Regions from separate parts of the Homo sapiens genome. Here region 2 is linked to region 1. Evidence: chromatin loops called from intact Hi-C (ENCODE). Cell type or tissue: heart left ventricle. All regions are shown on one strand.

Region 1 (8,000 bases):
CAGTGGCGCCATCTCCGCTCACTGCAAGCTCTGACCTCCTGGGTTCAAGCAATTCTTCTGCCTCAGTCTCCTGAGTAGCTGGGATTACAGGCACAAGCCACCACACCCAGCTAATTTTTTTTTTTTTTTCTATTTTTAGTAGAGACGGAGTTTCACCACATTGGCCAGGCTGGTCTCCAACTCCTGATCTCGTCACCTGCCCGCCTCAGCCTCCCAAAGTGCTGGGATTACAGGCATGAGCCACTGCGCCTGGCCAACAAAAGCTTTAAAAAAGAGAAAAATAACAGAAACCAAATAAAAGTGAAATGAGATAAACACACCAGATTGCTGGGATGAATTAGTTGCTGCAATTGAACACTAAATTTAGTGCTGAGCTTCCTGGTAGGCAAAGCAAAATAAGCAATACATCAAGTTGTATAGTTCTCACTGGCAAATAAAAGGAAGCATAAATGTTTGCTTATGGATAGAAATATTTTCTAGCACTAAACATCAGTAGTTGTTTTATCATGTTTACCTTTAACAGAAGGTAACAAATGATAGTCAAAGATACTGCTCAATATCTTACTTTTTTTTTTTTTGGAGACAGAGTCTCACTCTGTCACCCAGGCTGGAGTGCAGTGGCATGATCTTGGCTCACTGCAACCTCCACCTCCTGGGTTCAAGCAGTTATCCTGCCTCAGCCTCCCGAGTAGCTGGGACTACAGGCACATGCCACCATGCCTGGCTAATTTTTTGTATTTTAGTAGAGACGGGGTTTCACTGTGTTGCCCAGGCTGGTCTTGAACTCCTGAGCTCAGGCAATCCACCCACCTCGGCCTCCCAAAGTGCTGGGATTACAGGCATGAGCTACCCCGCCTGGCCTCTTTATATTACCTTTTATATAATAAGTAGTATATTATAGGTACTATATACAAGATAATATACTGGGCAGTGTCTTAGACTATCATTTTCCAAAATATATGAATGCTTCTTCAAACTGTTCCTTTAGACACCTGGATGATACTAACAGAAGGGGTAAGTATTCCAAGACACATCATAGTTGTGTCATTAGGGAAATAGATTGGGATTAGGTGAAATAAACTTCTGGGTACCAGGCACCCAGAAGATACATGCATAAAATGATCCCAAACATCATGGCTGTCTTGCTCTTGCTGGAAAGCCTAAGTAAATTTGAGTGGAGCCTGAGGAAGACTACCTACACCTGTACTGATTTTCACAGGGAAGCACACACAGACATCCTCCTTCTGTTTTCCTCCAGAGATTTAACACTATGGATTCATAAAAGCCCCAACTTGGAAGCGGGGACAATCTGTATTCTAACAATCAGAGCCCCTGGGAACATGTGATGTTAAAGTCCCAAAGGGGAACGGGCACGGTGGCTCACGCCTGTAATCCCAGCAATTTGGGAGGCCCAGGTGGGTGGATCACGAGGTCAAGAGATCGAGACCATCCTGGTCAACATGGTGAAACCCCGTCTCTACTAATAATACAAAAATTAGCTGGGCATGGTGGCGTGCACCTGTAGTCCCAGCTACTTAGGAGGCTGAGGCAGAAGAATCGCTTGAACCCGGGAGGCAGAGGTTGCAGCGAGCCGAGATCATACCACTGCACTCCAGCCTGGCAACACAGCGAGACTCTGTTTCAAAAAAAAAAAAAAAAAAAAAAAGTCCCAAAGGGAGGCCAGGGAGGACTTCGGCTCATGCTTCCCTTTCCTACCATGTTTGGGTTACATCTAAAGAACCAAGACAACACAAACCATGTTCCAAAATGAGACCCACAGAGTCAGGAAAAAAACATTATTCTTAACCCCCTCTCCAAGATCCATATTAAAAATAGAGTTGAAAATGGGAGTGAAGGGACAAGGTTTCCAGGGAGGATTTTTGGAGAAGGCTCCAGTGCCTGTGCACACAGTGGGGAGAAATGGAGGATGCAGCTCATTCCTCTCACGATAGAGGGGCTTAAGGAGAACTTAATGTGTATCACCTTCAGTCTGGGGGCAGACTGGATTGGACCAGCCTTGAAAACCTCGAAGGTCTTCAGATGGAGGGGCGCAGACAGAGGGCTTTACTGGGCTAGGGGAAATGGGGAAAGGATGAAGGCAGGGACTTGGAAGCTGGCTCATTGAGTGCCCTGGGGGTAAAGGAACCTCAGCCAAGAGAAGCAGAGATGTTGCTGGATTTCCAGGAACCAAGGAAGCAGAGGCAGCTGCTGGGATTGCGATGCATCGACCTTTCACCTGCGACCCACAGGTGAGAGAACTCAGTGATGATGAAGGGGAGGGAGTTGCTGAGGAAGGTTGAACTTTAATAGCAGTTAAGTGCTGAGAAGGCCCACCCTGGAGCTTTCTTGCACCTTTCTCTAGTTCTCCTTCCTCTTCCTCCAACCCTGGGGCACTATAGTCAGCAGCTGAAGGGAGGAGAGGGCAAGGAGAGTCAGTCACAACCGCCCCACGCCCATAGTAGGCCTGAGTTGGGAGAAAGATGAGGACTCTAAATCCAGTTTTGAGTTTTTGTTATTCCACAGGAGTGGACATTTGATTTCTGAAAGGAGATTACATCTCATGGCTTCAGTGACTGTAGGACTCTTTTAGCTTAGAGGGACCAGAAAAGTCAGAGTCTGCCAGAATTTCCTCCCACAGCGCGCATTCAAGGGGATCCTGGAAGACCACACAAAGCTTCTGTGTTCTGCCAGCACGGGATAGCGGGACATGAGCAAGTCCAAGCCTGCCCCTGCCCTGGAGATGGGGCAATGAGGGCAGAGAGTCCACTGAGGGCAGGCTTGGGTGTGGAGCACCTTCAGAGAGGGGCCCTTCCCTAGAGACAGGGCAGGAAACCAGGCTCACTCTTTGGCACCCAGGAGTCCGGGGAGTGAGGGTGACGACAGCCACAGCGGAGAGGCTCCCGGCAGGATGGGGCCTGAGGAAGCCAGTGCATCTGCAAAGGCCTGCAGGTCAGGCCCAGCTCTCAGGGGCCCCGCCAGGGGAACCTCCTCCAGCAGATAACTTGAATGAAGGGCAGGCCAGACACCGAGGGAAGTTAGCCCAGTGAGGCGGCCCTTGTGCCCCAGGCTCAGGGAAGGAAGGTGAGTTCAGAATCAGAATCAAAAGACGGTGTAATTAGAAGCTGCAAGTGGATACACATGAGGGCGTAATACCTGCCGTCACGCAGCTGAGAGCGCTCGGGGCACTCTGGAAGAAAGCGCAAATTCAAAGTAATATTATCATCTTAATTATAATTAGAACCTGCAAGTGGAGTCTTGAAAGGCATTTATAGCATATCCTTACTTGTTTAGGTCAGCTTCCCAGAAAGAGGGGGAAAAATAGACTTGGACTTTTTTAATTTAGGCAAGAAATAGATCGGCCCATGCGTCAGGGCTGCTGTCTAGAGCCCCCTATGTGAGGGACGTCTTTTGGGGCTCAGTTTATTAAAGCTCTGCCTAGAGCCTAAAAGCTCAATATGGCAGAAAATAGGCTTTTTTTTTTGTAAGCTTTAGAGGGCTGCAAGCCAATTGGAAGCTTCCACCCGCTGTGAAGTAGTGAGACTGGTAAAATAGCTAGTAAATTACCCCTGACTCAGGGCCCATTGAGTGATAGGTCTGCAAAGCAGAGCACGAGGGGAGGACGGCCAACAAATATCCGGGGGAACCCCAGTTGTTCCTGGTTATCCCTTGGCTGATTGTCTGGACTGAGGATAATTCAGACTTGCTAAGCTTTTTCCTCTCACTTTCTACCCCTCTTAGAGGACAGGAGGCATCAGACAGGGGCCCGAGGGAGAAATGCTACCCCTTATTTAGCTGTTGTGGGAAGCTCTGGTGAAAACCCCATGAAAGCAAGTTGGGGCTGATGGTCACAATGAGGTCTCTGCTTCTATGGAATTCAGCCGCCCACGCTGCTCCCGTGCCCGGTCCCTGTGAACAATCCAGAAACAGCTGTGATTGGCAGAGCCACTGAAACCAGAGCTTCGTAGACGGGAGGAAAACAATCACGCCACTGTGTGGTGCAACTGGGTTTGCAGGCTCCCTGACAGATGAAGACAAATGTTGCATAACAGCTTATGAAAAATTGGCTTAAAAAAACTCTGCATACCTGGGTCATAGTCAATGAGAACTAATGTAGGTGCTTCTATCCCATCTCCTATTCCCAAAATTTAGGCACCCAATCTCCCTTGGTTTCCAAGGGCCCCTTTCATGCCCAGCTCTGCCCTGTCTCATGCTCGAAACCCATTTCTTGATCCCCTTTCCCTTCTCCACTCAGCTCCTACGTTCCAAACTTACCTACCCTTAGACCAATTCCTTAAGGACTCTGATAGTTTGACAATCAGCAGTTTGGGACTAACGTATCTCCTCTTCCAGATAACATTCGATCCTACCTGGAGCTTCACGGAGTTGTGCCCTCATCTAAAAGGAGGCTGTGGGGGAATGTTTGAGGCGCCGTCTGGCCCCGGGGGGAGACAGTTCAGTGTAGGGCGTCTCTCAACAGCACCAGATGCATACAAGTCTGAAGTCTTGGAGCATCAGGACTTTTTTTTTTTTTTTTCAATTTTGCTCTGAGCTTTTTGGCGACTATCCTTGCTCAAATAAGTTTTTCTCTAAGTTTCTAATTCATAGGTTTGTCATGATTCACATTTAAAACAAATTTTAATCATTCCCACCTCCCCTCCCCCCCCGCCCTTAAGTGTTGTAGCAGCTTTTCCCCTGGGTGGAAAGAAACCTGGAGTCTGTTCCAAAAACTTTGGAAAAGGAAGCCCGGATCTCTCCAGTGCTCACTATATACTTTCCATGCACGGGAGTGGTTTACTGTAGCAAAGAGTATTTTGTTATGCCTTCTGGGTAATTTTGTGCAAAAATTTACAATGTCAAGGGAACATGGTTATTAGGAGCAAACCGTACAACTCCTTATCTGTTTCTCCACAGGCGCTAGCCATGGGGTTCAGAGCCAAGTGCCAGCTCTTCCTGCTAAAAATGTTCTCAATTTGGTCTCCGCCAGCAGTGAGGACAGCAGTGTGAATGTGTGAATTCTTGCTCCAAACTGGCTAGAACCAAGTTTTGTAAATGTCATTTCTTGGGATGCTGTTTTATCTGAGAAATCACATTTCACCAGCAGCACTGAAACTAGCTGATGATGCCATAATAAGTTCTGACTCCTGCAGGGAGAAGCTCTTTGAGGCCCTTTTTCAATACAGCTGACATGTTTTTCATTTAAGAGCCTTTTTAGGACAAGTTTAAACTCTCACATCACTCTATAAATCTTATGAAATGAAAATCAAATTCAGTACAGTTACAAGCTGTTCAATTCTATCTCCTTTATAACATTTATAACTAATATAACAGAAAATTTAAAAACCCTCTTTTGTGCTTTCTACCAAGGCGGCAATATGGACTCAATATACACAAAATGTAGAACTGAAAATGAATTACATGTTTAAAATACAGATTTTTACACAACAAAACAACAGTCCTGGACCTCCTCCTCCTTAAAAATTAATGTCATAATCTCCAAAGCATTTTTGGTCATGCAAAGTCACTATCAGATAAACCTCAAATTCATAATTTCAAGATAAGAGACACTGCCTCAAAATGGAAGAAAATGTCTTCTTCTAGAATCATTAGGTATATTATTTTACTTGGTAGGTTACTTGAAGCCGGCAGTTAAACTGGTCCCTAGATATTTATTAACCTAAGAAAAGACACGGGAAAATGTACTTCATACAGTCTTCAAGCAGATACTCCACTGTTTTAAAATGAATTTCATTAAGGCTTATACTCAATACACCTACTATACATGTGTATTTAAAATATAGTTTTTCCACTAATTGCAAGATTTAGTGAAAATGTGGCTTTGGCAGGCAATGAATAATAAGTATGCTACATATTCAGTAAAGTTAAAGTTGGGCTTGAAAATAACCATTTATTTATTGTTCAGATTACAATAAAATCTTGTTTGCCTGGAACTCAGGCTACTAGGAATATCAAATAAGAGAAATGTTTTGGAAATGTTCTGCTTTTACAGTTGTTAGGATGTGACTAGTAACTAAGTTGATAAAGAGGTGTATGTAACTAATAAAAGCAAAAACTTCTAGGTTGCACATTAATAGCTGTGTAGCTTCACCCCAGGCTCTTCGCCATTTGAGGATATAGTCCTCTGTGCAGTTTCATGCTCATGGGAAGACCCTGGATGGTTCTGAAGGGTTGTGTGCACCCAGTGCCTAAGTACAACGCCCCCAGAGCAAAGAGGTAGAATATGGTAGTAGCTAAGTATGTGGACTCCAATGCCAGTCAGTCTGAGTTCAAAACCCAACCATACCACGTACTCACTGTGTGACTTTAGGCCACATTGTCAACCTCTTTAGCCTCAGTTTCCTTATTATGTAAATAAAGTTATATCATTGGATTGTGAAGACTATACTAGTGTAGAGTGTCTAGCAGCACGCAGGCACATAGAAGGCACTCAATAAATGTGAAGATTTTTATTCCCAAATGATCCTTTTCCAATGGGTCCCAAGCTTCAGTCTATATCTTAGTTTGACTAGAGATGTGATAGAACCATATTCAGGAGAATTACCAAGGAAACACCTGTCACCTTTCTATTACCCCAGGTGTAGCTCCTAAAATTCCATCACTTGAACAAGTGTAAACAGAGAATATATTTGGACATTAAACATAGTGTTACTATTAGCAGAAACAACATCTAACACCTTTCTGCAAGTGTTCCATGTTCTGTCTCAGGAGCCAGTTGGGATATGGGATTCTGGCCCATCTAAAACCCAGAATTCCCAAACGCCTGTTCTGAATGTCTCCAACCACCAGGATCACCAATCCACTTTGGCCCTCTACCAACTACAGATTTTCTCACTCCTCCTAATGATTGCGTACTCTTGATTTAAGAGAAGCAGTTCTCCTTTAATCCAAGCCAAGTTAGAGAAAGCATGAAAGAAACATTCACTTCTCTTCCCAACTTGGCTGTCAGGTTTTTGGGAGTTGGCCAGGAGGAAAGATGGTCCCACGAGGAACTGCAAAACCAAGTGTCAACTGCCTGGATGCCGCAGGCCATACACACTTCTGGGGTAATGCTTTTCTCTAACATTCAAGTGAAGTGGCAGGAACCCCCATCCCACATTTGGTGGAAGCCAGCATGTCTCTTCCCACAAAGTTTGCTGGAACTCTTGAGGACCTTCCCGTTCTCCTAGTCTCCTCTTGCTCAGATTTCTCCATTCCTCTGCACTCCTGAGTGAACCCCGTGTCTTTCCTTCTAAGACTGCTGTGTTCCTCATATTGCTTTGTCCCATGTTGGATGCTGCCCCAATTCCTTAGCTTTCTCCAAAGCACCATCCACACAAGGCTGGGCTGTGCAGCAGTGTTTGGAGCAAGCAAGGGGTTGTCTGCAGTACAGCTCAACACAGGGACAACAGTTGCCATTGATGAGAAAGCCCATCCATTATTCCTGCCCTGGGGACTGTCCTGCTGACTGTATTACCCCTTAGGCCCATCCTGATGCTGTTTTCTCAGGTCCCTTCTTCTCTCTCCAGGTCCTTCTCCCTTCTCTAAGAGCCAGTCTTCTCCCCCAAATCCTGATTTCTTTCTTGTGCATAGAATCTGGCTCTCCATAACCTTATGTCCCACTAAACTCAGGTCTACCTTTGCAGACCGACCAGCCCACCAAAGTGCTTTGCTGGGCAGAGGCTCCACAAATGCTTCTGCCCTTAAATTGCATAAAGATCTGACAGCAGCCTTGAAATTCATACATGGGACATTTGTTTTCCCCAGTCTCTGTAAGAGGGAGGAAGACTGTATATCTGCTAGGATAGAACATAGGTGTGGCTCAGAGTCACACAGACCCAAAATGACAGTGGCTTACATGAAGTGGAATTTTTATTTCTCTCACGCATAGATGTCTGAGCTGGAATTAGGGCACAGCTTCATGAAAGCATCCTCCGGGACCCAGTTTCCTTTTATGTTATTGCCGTACCCTCCCTAAGGTGTTGTCTTCATGATTCCAGATGTTT
Region 2 (8,000 bases), 160 kb before region 1:
TTTTGTATTTTTAGTAGAGACGGGGTTTCATCGTGTTAGCCAGGATGGTCTCGATCTCCTGACCTTGTGATCCTCCCACCTCGGCCTCCCAAAGTGCTGAGTTACAGAAATGAGCCACCGCGCCCGGCCAAATATCAGTAGACTTCTAATCAGAAACTGTGCAAGTCAGAAGACCATGAAAAGGCATTTCCAAAGTGCTGAAAAAAAAACCTGCCTGGCATGGTGGCTCAAGCCTATAATCCTAGAATTCTGGGAGGCCAAGGCGGGTGAATCCCTTGAGCTCAGGAGTTTGAGACCAGCCTGGCCAACATGGCAAAACCCCGTCTCTACAAAAAAAATACAAAAATTAGCTGGGCGTGGTGGCATACGCCAGTAGTCCCAGCTACTCCGGAGGTTGAAGTGGGAGGATCGCTTGAGCCCAGAAGGTCGAAGCTGCAGTGAGCTGTGAATGCGCCACTGCACTGCAGCCTAGGTGACAGAGCGAGACCTTGTCTCAAAACAAACAAACAAACACCCTGACACATAGAATCCTATAGTTAGAGAAAATAATCTTTCAAAAATGAAGTTTAAGACAACAAAAGCTGTGAGGATGTCACCAGCAGAACTGCACCTCAAGAAATGTTAAAGCAACTTCTTGGAAACTTGGATTTATATTAAAGAATGAAGAGTGCCAGAAATGATAAATATATGAGTAATTATAAAAAACTTCTCCCCCTGACTTAAAATTTTTTGAAAAAAGATAACTGACTTTAAAATAAAAATGACAAGACTGTATTATCAGGTTCATAATTAAAGATTTCTGTCAGCATTTATATATAAGGGACAAAATTCTAGCTGAAGTCTTCAAACATGTAAAGTTTGATAACAATAGCTCAAAAGATGGAAGGAAGAAGTGGAATTATATAGAAAGGTCTTATATTACACATGAAGTATTATACTATTATTTGAAGGTAAATCGTGATGAGTTAAAAATGCATAAGCTAAACCTTAGAGCAGTCGTCAAAATGAAAAAAACAGATGTGGCTAAGAAGTCAATAGTGGAGATAAAATGAAATCTTAAGAATAAAAAGCTTGAATGGAGAAGCAGAAATAAGGAAGAAATCTATGTCCCTAATGACCATGGAGCTGACATACCAGCTCTGGACTCTACCTCCTGACTTCTTTTAAGTGAGAAACAAACTTGTTTTGTTTTTATTTTTTAAAATTTTTTATATTAAAAAAATAGAGACAGAGTCTTGCTATATTGCCCAGGCTGGTCTTGAACTCCTGGGCCCAAGCAATCCTCCTCCTCAGCCTCCCAAAGTGCTGGGATTACAGGTGTGAGCCACCATACCCAGCCAAGAAACAAACTTCTATGTTGTATAAAGACATTGCTGTTTTGTACTGTGTTATGTATAGCTGAACCTAATCAGACTCACAAGCCTATAGAAGTTTCATGAAATAGAGTATATTTCTCAGAATCAGGTAGATCCACGTGTTGCCAGCATTTCAACATAGTTCTGAGGTTCCTATATTTGTCACTAAAATTCCAGGGATACAGCATCTTTCGTGTGGGCATCATTTACTATTAGTTTAATTAGTTTTTCTTGAAGGAGAAAATACATGTAAAGTGCTTAGCCCAGGCTTGGAATGCAGCAAATGTTCAGTCAATATGTAGTACTTTGAAACCAAACCACAATAATGAGGTAGATGGCCCACAGGTTAGACATATGTTCGGGTTTGTTCTCCAAAGTCAGGTGTAGAAAATCATGGTGACATTCACTTATATATCAAAATCTGTAGATTCCTTTGTGAAATTGTGACTTTACCTCCACCATACAGTTCTGTACAGTTCTTCAGAATCTACAGTCCTTTGAATTCAGAACAGTTCAGTCGTGGAAAATGAGTGCACCTCCAATCACCATATGCTCAGTCTACATATCTAGTTAAATACCTACATTTCTTTCACCAGAGGGGCTATCCTTTTGTTGCTTATCTGCAGTTTCCAATTTGGTATATTCAGCCATCTAGTCATTTCAGTAAGAAAGTGAATCCTGGGGGACTAAAGTTTTTTGGATCTCTTAAATTCTAAAAAGTTTTTGATCTGTGGATGTTGCTCAGTAAACTTCAAGTTTCCTGTACAATCTGACTATATCAAAATCAACTAAAACTGTGTTTCTACTCTTTCCTCAAACAAACATGAAAGCAGTGCTTGGGATAAGAACATAAGGAAAAATCACAATATTGATGTCATTTCTAAAACAACATGAAATAAATATAATTTGCTAGTAAATGAGGAAGAGGAAATTAGATACACGTCTTTTCTTATAACTTGAAGAAACTGCTGCAAACTTATTTTTCTCCTTTCACTGCAAATATTTCATCCACTTCAAATGAACATATCTTCCCATGTTTAGTCCAAATTTCTCATGGTTTATACTGACCCTAGACTGCCTATTGGACTCTTACTGACATTCTTGGGATTTGAGAGTGATAAAGTTGTGTGTGTGTGTGTGTGCATGTGTGTGTGTGTTTAATATTCAGATTTTAAGTAGGTTATCTCTCAGAATTCTTACCTCCAATATTTCTCCCAAAAATAAAATTATTTTCTCCTAATGTCCTCAAAGTCTCCAAATAGCTCATAGTCAACATAGCACATGTTCCTATTTTAAACCTGTGAATGGCACATAATTTGAAGGCCTGGGCTTTCACTCAAAAGATTTGTAGGCCCCAAATGCTGGCTCTGACATTTTAGATATATTTAGAAAATGTCAAAGACAAGCCAGTTAAAATTTCAATGTTTTAAAGGAGTCTGCTTGTACACCAAAGAATGCAGCCTACAAATTCTCAGTATTAGTGCAGTCAACATATACACAAGCAGTTATTTTGGAATTTTAAATAATACTGTGAATTGAGAGAATTGGAAAACCCATGAAGAGAACATTTAGATTGTGTTTTCATCCCTAAAATAGATGTATTTGCTGATAGACTACTTAAATTTTTGTATCTCAAATTTCATGTATTCTTTCGTGGAATACTTACTGAGCACATACTATGGTGCCAGACTATGGATACAAAGATTAATTAGTCTTGGTCCTAAGCTTTTTTTTTTTTTAACTTTTCTCCCGAGATGGAGTCTTGCTCTGTCACCCAGGCTGGAGTGCAGTGGCGCGATCTTGCTCACTGCAACCTCCGCCTCCCGGGTTCAAGCAATTCTCCTGCGTCAGTCTCTGGAGTAGCTGGAATTACAGGTGCCCACCACCGCGCCCAGCTAATTTTTGTATTTTTAGTAGAGATGGGGTTTCACCATGTTAGCCAGTCTGGTCTCAAACTCCTGACCTCGTGATCTGCCCGCCTCAGCCTCCCAAAGTGCTGGGATTACAGGCGTGAGCCACCGCGCCAGCTGGTCCTAAGCTTTTTGATGTTTAGGAAAGGGGAAATGCAGAGAAGGGAATAATCAATTTTACATGAGAATAAAGTCAGAAAAACATTTCAAAGAGGAGGTGGCAATTGAGCTGAATGCTAAAAAATGAGTAGGTGCTCACAAGCTGAACAAAGACATTTCAGCAGAGCTTGTGATGTTAAAAAAGACATGGGAAGAGTGAAGTAACAGCCCATTTAAAGAACTACAAGCAGTTCAGTATGGCCAGATCATAGGGTGTGACATGGGCCAGGTCAGGAAGTTTCTGAGACCAGATCATAGAAGTCGTATATGCCATGTCATGACAAAGAGTTTGGCAATGAGAAACTGTTGAAAGATTTTAAGCAGAGGAGTGCTATAAAATCATGCTAGTATTTGACAGAGTGACTAGCTAAGAGAATATGCAGTAATGCAGGTGAGAGATGATGGACAAACCAAGTAAGTGTGGGGAATCAAAAGAAGGGGGCAGATACCAGTGATGTTTCAAGAGATAAAATGAATAGGGCTTGATATATTGATTGGATGTAAGAGGTGAAGGAAAGAGAAAGGAAGGATCATTTGGAGGTTTCTGGTCATGTAGCTGGGCATTATATATTATAGTTATTCATTAGTATAGAGGAAAAGCAACTTTTTATTGCTTTTTGCAGTCAATACTTATTTATATTCATGTGTTTACAGTCTTACCAACATTTTATTTTCTGTTGGTTTCATTTTAGTAAGTATGCAGTGTCTCATTGTAGTTTTATGTATTTATTTATTTTTTGGAAACAGGGTCCTGCTCTGTGCCCAGGCTAGAGCGAAGAGGCCTCCCAAGCTCAAGCAATCCTCTCACTTCAGCCTCCTGAGTAGCTGGGACCACAGGCTTGTGCTACTATATACAGATAAGATTTTTTGATTTTTTGTGGAGACAGAGTCTCTCTATGTTGCCCAGCCTGGTCTCAAACTCCTGGGCTCAACTGATACTTGCACCTCGGCCTCCCAAAGTGTTGGGATTACAGGCATGAGCCACTGTGCCCATCCCCAACACTGTAGTTTTAATTTACATTTCCTTGATTGTGCATGCAACTGAGTAACTTTTTATAAGAATGTTTTATAAGGTCATTTGGAAATCCTGTCTTCAAAGAGGCTGTTTAGTTTTGCCCATTTAAAAATTATATAGTCTTTCTTTTTTTTCTTATTGATTTACAGGTGTTCTTTATATATTCTAGTTACCAGTCATTCATCAAATATGTGTCTGTGTATGCGTGTGTGTATATATATATATGTAGACTAGCTTTTATCTAAGTTTCTCAGCTTGGGATTCTCTTACCACAAAGGCAATGGAAATTTAGACCCTACACTCACCAGCTATGCAACTTTGGGTTTAGATTTCTCCCAGGAGAATACTTTTTCTCTCTCTAGAGCTCAGGGCAGACAACAAACTACTTTGGTACTTGTCCAGTCTGACAGACTAAACTTTTCTGGCTCCTTTTCGCTGACCATGTAGCTTTTATAGGACTTTATGTCCTGGAATTAGCAGAAATCCCAGTTGTAGCCCCTGCACTGCAGATGCAAGAGCACATGTCTTGTCCCTATGTGGGCATTAAAACCCTGGCTACCAGCTGCCAGGGCATATATTCAGGCTTCTGGCTTTGAGTCTCTCCCTACCCCCCACTCTACCATCCCCAGCTTTTTTTTTTTTTTTTCTCATAACAGAAATTTTTATTTCTCTCAAGCTCAGTTATGTATTTCATTGTTGTTTTAGTGGTTATATTTACCCAGTGTTTCTACATATTCGTATCAGAAAAGGTGGCTTCCATTAGCTCAGTCTGCCATGATGTAGGAACCTATTTACCATTCATTTCTGAAAATTATTTCAGACACTTTGCCATAACTACCTACATTACTCTTTTTCTAAAAGTATTTCAGGGATACTTGTAAGAACACATCTGACTTTCTAAAATGCTACTTTATTCGTGTTTAAGTAGAAAAGAAACATACTGTTGGTTAGGCATCCCCATCTCCAGATTTGTAATGTAGAAACTCTTATTACATTGTTAGAGAATCCTGGAGATCTGGAACAGGGTTGGGAGAGAGCTTAGGGTAACAACTATATTTAAATTTGGTAAATTAAAAGAATATAAACTCATAAAGCTCAGTTTAATTCTCCCTATTTCATCCCTCCAGCTGGGTGCCCACATAACCCAATCCTTTCTCGTTAGTTTCCTCTAGTTCTCCAAGTTACTCTAGAAACTAAAGTAGCAAGTTATGCCCTAAACGCCTCAGTTTTTGTTTTAAATCTCTTTATAGACCTGAGTACAGGAATCCTGGATTTTGCCAATTAAACTTTCCTATTTGAGTTCTGCCTTTTTGGAGACTGATTCCTCAGAACTAGCTTTCCCGAATGGTACTGCTTTTAATATTTTGTCACATAATCCCCCCAAGCAGTTTCACGCTTTGCCTTAATCATCCTGTGTCTTCTCCTGCTCCTTCAGCCTCCACAGTTACCTCTCAGGGATATTTCTTCACAACTCTACCCCACTGCGTCAACATAAAAAGCACCCAGGCTCCAGCCTCCCAACCTGAGTCACCCCACGCCCCCTTCTAGTGTTACCAGCTCAGGCTCCTGCCCTGCGTCTTGTCTCTTCTCAGATAAAATCAGTATCATGTAGTATTAGCATAAGTGCAGTTCTATCCATTTGGCTAGACTTAGCCAGCCTGGAGTTTTTCAGTTGATGGGATATTTTTTTTTTTAATGCACAATTTAAAAATCTTTTTGTTATAGAAACTTTCAAAACACACAGAAGGAGAAAGAATAGTCTAATGAAACCCGTGTACCCATCATCCAACTTCCATAGTTTCAATTCTTTGTCAATCTTGTTTTATCTTTACCTCCACTGGTTTATTTTGATACAAATCCCAGTTGCCCTAAAATTTATTTTGTATATCCATATGTGATTCTAAAAGGGGGGATATCTTATTTTAAAAGCATAAGCACAATAACACTATCATACCTAAAAGTAAAAACCCCAAATATTTCTCAATACTGTCAATATCCAGTTTTTAAAAATTGAGATCCAAATAAAGAATATACATGACATTGGTTGATGTATCTCTTATCTCTCTCTTTTTTTAAAAAATCTTTGCATTATGGAAAGTTTCAAACATATACAAAGCAAACAGAATAATGTATGTACTCTATATCTAGCTTCAACAATGATCAATTGTCTATCACTCTTACATCATCTATACCTTCACCCACTCCCCAACTCAATTGTTATTTTTAACAGCTTTTTTTGAAGTAACGTGTATTAGTTGTACAACTTTGACAAATGGATATACTAATGTAACCCACAATGCTATCATGAACACAGGACATTTTCATCTCTCCAGAAGATTGTCTCGTGTCTCTTACTCTTTCAGAGGCAATCAGTGTTTTGATTTTGTTTAACCTTAGATTAGTGACTGTTCCACAACTTTATACTCTTTTACATCCAGCTGCTTCTCACTATAATATCTGTGAGATTTATTCATGTTGTTGGATTAGTTTGTTTCTTTTCATTGCTATAACTACTACAATATATTTATTCTGTTGAGCTTATTTAACACATGTATTTTCTCTATAAGGCACATCGCAGTCTTTTTGTGATTAGGGACCCTAGGCAGCACTTTATCACTACGCTCGAGAGTCATTTTAAACAGTGAAATCACCAACAAAAAGCAAAAAACATGGCACTAAATAGACTGCAAAAAAGATGTTTATTTACAGTATGAGAGCTGAAACAAGTGGGTAGAGAGCACGACCTCATCTGAGAACATATGCATCAGGTGACTCAATTTTTGGCCACTCTGTGAGTGTCCATGAATGACCACAACAGTATTGATTTTGAGGTTATGAATACCTTTTAGCGATCAGGCAAATTCACGAATACTGAATTCATTAATGATGAGTAGCAACTGTACATATGTGTATCAGCATATGTACAGATGGTCCCTGACTTATGATGGCTTAACACATGATTTTTTAACGTTATGGTGGTGTGAAAGCTATACACATTCAGTAGAGACCATACTTTGAATTTAATATCAACAAGTGTCTCTGCCCCAGTGCCTTCTACCAATGATTCTCCAGCCTCATCAGAAGAGAGACAAATTGATGACCCTGTTGATGTAGCATCCTCATCATCCAGCAATTAATTTTAGTTCAATACTTCAAACATTCTTGAGGCCCAGTGTACTTTCAGCTGTGTGTGTTAATGGTGAGTACTCATACAACCATTCTGTTTTTTACTTTCAGTATAGTATTCAATAAATCACATGAGATAGTCAACACTTTATTACAAAACAGGCTTTGTGTTAGATGATTTTGCCCCACTGTAGGCTAATGTAAGTGTTCTGGGCACAATTAAGGTAGGCTAGGCTAAGCTATGATATTTAGTACGTTAGGTGTATTAAATGCATTTTTGACTTGCATTTTCAAATTACAATGGGTTTATCAGAACATAACCCCACTGTAAGTCAAGAAGCATCTGCACATATGTATAGATATGAAACAAGGTTATCATCTATTTCTATTGCCTTGAAATTTGGGAACTAAAAAGAAGAATAAGCTTCCTACCTT

Evidence for each region. A loop is a pair of places that touch in the nucleus more often than their neighbours do. Peaks named below come from ENCODE experiments on the same cell type or tissue, not always from the same donor. Only the 100,000 strongest peaks of a DNase experiment are listed, where the experiment ranks them.
Region 2: a loop joins it to region 1, with 4 times the contacts of the local background. A loop is called at or near these places in 51 of 110 quality-filtered maps.

The regions. Positions count from the first base shown.
Region 1 is chr2:64,308,548-64,316,547 of GRCh38, forward strand. No RefSeq gene overlaps it. Among named protein-coding and RNA genes, the nearest start is that of MIR4433A, 28 kb to the right of the region's middle. In heart left ventricle, a CTCF peak has its summit at 4,008; a DNase peak (open chromatin) is centred at 3,924; H3K4me3 peaks cover 1,028 bases; H3K27ac peaks cover 1,289 bases.
Region 2 is chr2:64,148,005-64,156,004 of GRCh38, forward strand. No RefSeq gene overlaps it. Among named protein-coding and RNA genes, the nearest start is that of PELI1, 7.6 kb to the left of the region's middle. In heart left ventricle, no CTCF peak of the experiment used is centred here; no DNase peak of the experiment used is centred here.